2 separate regions of the Homo sapiens genome follow, and region 1 is linked to region 2. The links are chromatin contacts, found by Hi-C or POLR2A ChIA-PET in ENCODE. All regions are on one chromosome and are shown on one strand. The core of a region is the stretch at or near the end of the contact, and the rest is flanking DNA. Distances in the headings are between cores, read along the strand shown. Region 1 overlaps LINC02427 (long intergenic non-protein coding RNA 2427). Region 2 overlaps LOC105377582 (a long non-coding RNA gene).

What was found. A loop is a pair of places that touch in the nucleus more often than their neighbours do. ChIA-PET counts read pairs that join two places held with the same protein, here RNA polymerase II (POLR2A). Pooled maps may share reads with other maps.
Region 1: a loop to region 2 is called in a map with no recorded cell type, with 5 times the contacts of the local background. The contact joins two enhancer-like sites. A Hi-C loop is called at or near these places in 18 of 37 single-sample maps with no recorded cell type and 15 of 50 pooled maps. POLR2A ChIA-PET finds 5 or more read pairs at or near these places in 9 of 52 experiments (AG04450, GM12878, activated B cell and 5 more).

Annotation. Positions count from the first base shown.
Region 1 is chr4:184,505,439-184,508,962 of GRCh38, forward strand. LINC02427 (long intergenic non-protein coding RNA 2427) reads right to left here. Exons shown (of 3, transcript NR_147158.1): 3 at 1,022-1,938. Among named protein-coding and RNA genes, the nearest start is that of LINC02427, 30 kb to the right of the region's middle. RefSeq lists an enhancer at 1,426-1,635. Within about 2 kb of position 1,318, at least 6 of the 41 ENCODE cell types and tissues checked have a DNase peak (open chromatin) inside an H3K27ac peak, as active enhancers do; they include GM12878, where a contact is called at or near this core.
Region 2 is chr4:184,280,621-184,283,782 of GRCh38, forward strand. All of the region lies in intron 1 of LOC105377582 (a long non-coding RNA gene), which reads right to left. Among named protein-coding and RNA genes, the nearest start is that of MYL12BP2, 32 kb to the right of the region's middle. RefSeq lists enhancers at 846-975, 1,016-1,085, 1,106-1,255, 2,206-2,255, 2,656-2,915 and 1 more. Within about 2 kb of position 1,896, at least 15 of the 41 ENCODE cell types and tissues checked have a DNase peak (open chromatin) inside an H3K27ac peak, as active enhancers do; they include GM12878, where a contact is called at or near this core.

The DNA.
Region 1 (3,524 bases), core at 68-2,567, 220 kb after region 2:
GTTTGACTGGTGTCCTTATAAGAAGAGGAGGCTAGGACACAGACACAGACACTACACGTGTGCACACACAGACGAATGACCATGTGAACACACAGCAAGAAAGCAGCCACCTGCAAGCTGCCGGGCGTGGTGGCTCACACCTGTAATCCCAGCACTTTGGGAGGCCGAAGCAGGTGGATCACGAAGTCCTGAGTTTGAGATCAGCCTGATCAACATGGTGAAACCCCATCTCTACTAAAAATACAAAAATTAGCTGGGCGTGGTGGCAGGCACCTGTAATCCCAGCTATTCAGGAGGCTGAGGCAGGAGAATCGCTTGAACCCAGGAGGCAGAGGCTGCAGTGAGCTGAGATTGCGCCACTGCACTCCAGCCTGGGTGACAGAGTGAGACTCCATCTCAAAGAAAAAAAAAGAAAAAAGAAAAGAAAACAGCCACCTGCAAGCCAAGGAGAGAGGATTCAGAGAAACCAAGCCTGCCAATATCTTGGTCCTGAACACCCTGCCTGCAGAACTGTGAGAAATCAATTTCTGTTGTTAAAGCTCCCGTCCATGGTGTTTTGTTACGGCAGCCCTAGCAAACTCATGCAGAAAACCTCTTACTATCTGCATGATCTGTTTAGGATGTGCTGAAATAGTATTATTCACCATTTCAATACTATTTTATTTATTTATTTTTATTTTTATTTTTTTGAGATAGAATCTTGTTCTGTCACCCAGGCTGGGGTGCAATGGCACGATCTTGGCTCACTGCACCCTCCACCTCCTGAGTTCAAGCGATTCTCCTGCCTCAGCTTCCCGAGGAGCTAGGATTACAGGCACGTACCACCACGCCCAGCTAATTTTTGTGGTTTTTTCTAGTAGAGATTGGGTTTCACCATGTTGGCCAGGCTGGTCTGGAACTCCTGACCTCAGGTGATCCGCCCACCTCAGTCTCCCAAAGTGCTAGGATTACAGGCGTGAGCCACTGCACCCGGCCCAATACTATTTTATTAAAGCTTTTCTATTTTCTTATTTTCTAAAAATAAGTTTATTTTTATTTATTGGTTATCTAGTATCACTGATTTCTAAGTACTAACTTTCCCCATCTTTGTGTGAGTTCTTTGCACCTGATTCACATAAATCCTTGAATGGTACCTACTCTATAAATAGACAAACGCTTCCCGTGCATTCTCAGCCTGCATTCATAATCCCTCCCTAACCAGCCACTGCGGTGGCTTTGTACTGTGTCAATGTACCTAAGCTGAACTATGTTTCTCAGAAAATCTGAGCAAAATTTGGAAGGCAGAAGTGAAACAGCAGTCATATTTACAGTCAAAGTCTGTGTAGGGCCAGGCGCTGTGGTGGCTCACACACAATGCCAGGCAGCCACTGGCTCAATGTATTGGTACAGGGCAGCAGCTGTGCCTGCAGTTCCTCCAGCTCCCACCAGAACTGCTTCTTCAGCTTCACTGAATCTTGGGTTTATGAGCAATTCCATGGTGAAGGGCACCAGCTCCTCTGCAGGTCATCTTCATCATCAGCGCTGGAGTGTTGGAGGCCTGAGAGGCTGACGTGGAAGACATCAGTTTCAGTCCATCCACAGGAGTTCCATCTCCTCCCTGCAGGTGCAGCTCACGCCTACTCTCTCCCACTGCACATCCATTTGCCAGCCCTGCTGACTTCAGGCCCACTTCTGGACACAGGGGCAGCAGGTTGCAGCTTTCATAACAATGTGTATCCTAATCTCTTTAATAAATTCCTTGTTTTGCTCAAGGTGGTTTTGCTTCTCTGATCAAACTTTAATGATACAGATTTTGGAAACATCATAGGTGCTGCTGCAGTTAAAAACCTAAAATGTGTGGCACTGGCTTTGGGGCCAGGCAGCGAATAGAAGGTAGAGGGGCCTTGAGAAGTCTGTCAGTGAGGCCTTCAATAAATATGATGAAAATATTGTTGAAACCTGGAAGAAGGAAGACAGGTTTGTGTAGCGGTGGGAAGTTTAGCAACATTGAAACCCAAGATAACTTGGAAAATAGAAAATGTATCAATGAGCTGTATGACTGAGTGGAGGGAATTGACAGGCACACGGGCCACCTAACTTCTAGCTGCCACAATAAAATAAGAGAGAATGGGCCAGGCGCGGTGGCTCACACTTGTAATCCCAGCACTTTGGGAGGCCGAGGCGAGCAAATCACGAGGTCAGGAGTTCAAGACCAACCTGGCCAACATGGAGAAACCCCGTTTCTACTAAAAATACAAAAATTATCAGGGCCTAGTGGCGGACGCCTGTAATCCCAGCTACGTGGGAGGCTGAGGCAGGAGAACTGCTTGAATCCGGGAGTCAGAGGTTGAAGTGAGCCGAGATTGTACCGCTGCACTCCAGCCTGGGCAACAGAGTAAGACTCCATCTCGAAAAAAAAAAAAGAAATGAAAATAAAAAATAAAAATAAATAGGCTGGGCGCGGTGGCTCACGCCTGTAATCCCAGCTACTTGGGAGGCTGAGGCAGGAGAACTGCTTGAATCCAGGAGTCAGAGGTTGAAGTGAGCTGAGATCGTACCAATGCACTGCAGCCTGGGCGACAGAGTAAGACTCCGTCTCGAAAAAAAATAAAAAGAAATGAAAATAAAAATAAAAATGAGTAGGCCGGGCGCGGTGGCTCACGCCTGTAATGCCAGCACTTTGGGAGGCCGAGGCGGGCAGATCAGGAGGTCAGGAGATCGAGACCATCCTGACTAACATGTTGAAACCCCATCTCTACTAAAAATACAAAAAAAATTAGCCTTCTGTGGTGGCGGGCACCTGTAATCCCAGCTACTCAGGAGACTGAGGCAGGAGAATGGCGTGAACCCGGGAGGTGGAGCTCGCAGTGAGCCGAGATCGCGCCGCTGCACTCCAGCCTGGGCAACAGAGAGAGACTCCATCTCAAAAAAGTAAATAAATAAAATTAAAAATAAATAAAAAATAAGAGAGAATGGATATGAGCTAAGGAACCCATGGCAAAATATAAAGGTGGCAGGACTTGCAGGATTTGAAAAAAGGAAAAAAAAAAAAATGGTTTGCCATTCCCAGCCTCTCCAAATGGCAAACATCTCAAAAATTAAGAAATGGCTTGTGGATCTGGTTCTAGTTAAAATGGAGTGAGCCGATGCCATGGTAGCTCCCCAACAGGTTACTTCTAAGAACCCCAGAGTGGATACATAAAGCAACTTAATAGGGACTCTGCAAGGAAAAAACAGCAGGTGGGTTGGAGAGGGAGAGCCGAACTCCAAGAAAGATGAATAAGGTGGTAAGTTTCCTCTTCTTCCCCTTCCATGTCTCTTGACATAGATTCAGGGCAGCCAAACCCAGAACTGCTTAAGTGGCAGGGACAGGAAACATTTCAAGAGAAATTCTCTCTTTCCAATCAATGGAATAGGAACAGGCATCCCTGCATGGCAGAGCAAGTGAGGGAAACCTGGCTTTATTCCATCCTGACCTGTCCCGATGCCATAAAAGAGTAAGACTTAGGGGTCTTTGGTGGGAGATGAGTGTATTTTGCATGTGG
Region 2 (3,162 bases), core at 646-3,145:
CAAAAGTTTTCTGAAAAGGAATTTGGAGGAAAGACACTTTCTTACAGTGAACAGTTTGCAAACTGGGGAGACACTGTCTTCCTGTATAAGGAAGGTGTGCATTTCAGAGAACAAAGAGAGGGTTTGGCTTTTGTAGGTTCTAAATCAGGTCTGTTTATGCAAATAAATGATTCAAACTTGCTTAGTTCTGATTGATCAATGCAGCTGAGTTTTGATTGGTTGACACAGCTAGGCCCTGATTGGCCAAGGTGGGGGAGCTCTGATTGGTTGGTTCAGGCAAGCTCTGAAAGTCCACAGTTAAACATAGGTGTAGGTTTCCCCAGAACTCAGAGTACATCTGTGACCTCTAGCCAGCAAAGGGCCGCTTGGCTCTGTTATAAACGTAGGCCCAGTTAGCAGCTCAGGATCTATCTTGAAGGATTGGCTCTTTCAGGTGCACATTTGTTCACAAAAGCATGGTTGGCTTCTTCACACAAGGACAGGTTTCTTCACAGAGAATCAGTTACACACTCCTGAGCATATTTAACTCCCACAGCCCATTAAGTAGATGATAATATTCTTATTTTACAAATAAGGAAACTGAGACTCGGAATAAATAAATTGTTGCAGTTCACGCATTTGCACCGAGATTCAGCCCCAGGCCTGCCTTCTCCCACTCCTGTGCCCCTTCCACCCACTGCCTGGCCCCCACCCTGCTGTTTCCTGCTGGGTGTGCCGGGAGCACTGACCTGGGGCTCTGGGGACAGGACTCGGTTTTATAAAGTGCTGGGAGAAGTAGGAGAATTCAGAGGGAAATGGGATCTGATGCTTGGATTATGGGAGAAGCAAGATAAAAGGATGCTAAAGGCAGGAGAAGCAATGGGAGAATGTCTGCCTGGTGTCCCGTGGTCCCTGTGCAGCTGCTCCTCTCTATTGTTTCTGTGAAGGGATCATGCAAGGTACTTTCCAGCCACTGTTTTAGACTTTTGTTTTTGATGAGCTGGAACAGCAGCAGGTAGGTAGGTGGTGGGGGCCCTCTTTTTCACTTTTCTTTCTCTCTTTCCTTGTCGTGAGCTCAGGGGCCATAAGCCACCCGTTCAACAGCCAAAGGATGAAGCAGATCTTGGCAATGTTACCATTTCTGTAACTACTGGAGGCTTGCTGCCCTTTGACAGACTGGAGTGGAGCGCTTCAGGGGAAAAGCAGTACCCACCAACACCGTGGCATCTCTGCTCAACGCTGACCATCACGTTGAATTTCTGTTTATGTCTGTAGTAAGATAATCAGCTGGAAAGCAGATTGCTATTGAGAGGGTTTTCTGGTTTTCTTAGTAGGTCAAAAACCAAATTAGATGACCCACATCATAGGCCCGGATCAGTTTAGAAAAATCCCTCCAGTCCTTCAGTGGCATCCTTAGCAGGAGGTTCTGACTTGGAGGAAATGGACAGCCTGCATTTTCTGGAACTGAGAGGTTGCAGGAGGAAGGGAAAGAGAGGGAGATCAAGGATGACAAAATCTGGGATTTCAGTTTATCCCTTCTCTGAGGACAGAAACAGCTCTCAAGCAGGAAGAGAGAGGCTTTAGAAATACCCAGATCAGTGAGCCTGGGAACCTTGATTGTCCACTTTTCTGGGCAGAGGAAGGGGAAGTTTCTGGTCCCAGAGAATTCCAGCTCAGCACCACACCCAAAACAGTGCAAGTGGATGACAGTTAAACCCAAGGCGGGGCTGTAGGGTGCAGGGGCCTGCATGTCGCACCCTGGAGTCCTGACAGTTTCCCCGAGCCACATGAAGGGCACACAGCCATACTGAGATGCCTTGGCACACAGAGATCTCAGACGGCTTCAAACAAGCCTTAGTGTGAATCAGTCATCAAAACCAGAAAACACTTTCCGGGTCCTCAGACTCCACCGTGGTCTGCAGTGCATCACCCCAAAAGGCCAGAGGAGGCCAGTCACACCTCAGAGGGCAACAGTGCAGGAAGCGGCCCAACCCAGCCGCTTTGTTGCACAGACTGGCATGTCAATACAGGATACAAACTGGGCCTCACTGTCTGCTCTGCCATGAGTTTTCCTAAGCCACACCTCTCCTCTCTAACTAGGGTGAACAAACATCACCTGCTCTACTGGCATAATTATTAATAGTGCCCTCTTTCTCTCTCAAACACATCTCGGATTGATCTGACCTGAGTGGTTAAAAAATAAATATTATAGAATAAGATGCATGCTGTAATTCCAAGTAATAATGAGAAAAAGCTCACCTATGTGTGCAAGGTTCCTCTATGCAGGGAGCATATTTGGAAGGACACTGCTAACCACGGTTACCTGAGGATGGTTTGGGGACACGGACAGCACTGCATTATTTTTACACGCATTGCATTCTAAACCAGGCACTTGTTTCTAAAAATGAAAAAAAAGTGCCCGTCTTGGAAGATGATTTGTGATGGTCACTCTATCCAGAGCACAGGCCTCACCTTGCCATGGAGCCGGAGAGGGCAATCAAATCCGAACATCTGCACGTCTCTGCTAAGGGGCTGAGTGTTTGTTTTAAGCTGGAGTAGTTTCTATCATTGCAAACAGACTAAGTTTACCAGCTCATGCTAAACACAGTTCAGTTTGTTTTTCCTGTTACCCCAGTGGGCACAGGTTCATGAGGAAAATTAGAACAGATGCAGAGTCAACATCTGTGCCCATCTGGGGGCAGTGTGAGTGGTTTTGTGAACATGCTGTAGTTGAATTCTGACTTTTGAGAGGTTGATTACTCATTTCTTTCAGTAGACAGAAATCATAGTATTTGTTTGCTGGAGCATGAGCTGCTTTATTTCTATTTTCAGAGTTTCACTTTGGGTCCACAGTGGGGCCTATAACCAATGCTGGAGGTTCTCAGCCAAAGAGAGTGCAGCGGCGCATGGCTGTCCTGCAGATGGTGACAGGTGGGGACTCTGCCCCTTCACTCTTGGAGGTCAGGCAGGGCTAAATGGCTGCAGTCCCCTAAGCAGTCAGTCCTTTTTTTAAAAAGTAAGAACAATGGCCTGTATTTGTTAAACTTTTTTTTTTTTTTTTTTTGGTAACACAAGAAAGGATCATTGTGATGCTGAGCCTCCAGTGCCACCAGACTCAGGGTTCCGGGTAGGCAGGGTCACAGCTGGGCACCCCGTTGTGCTGCTCCAGGACTGGCCCCGTGT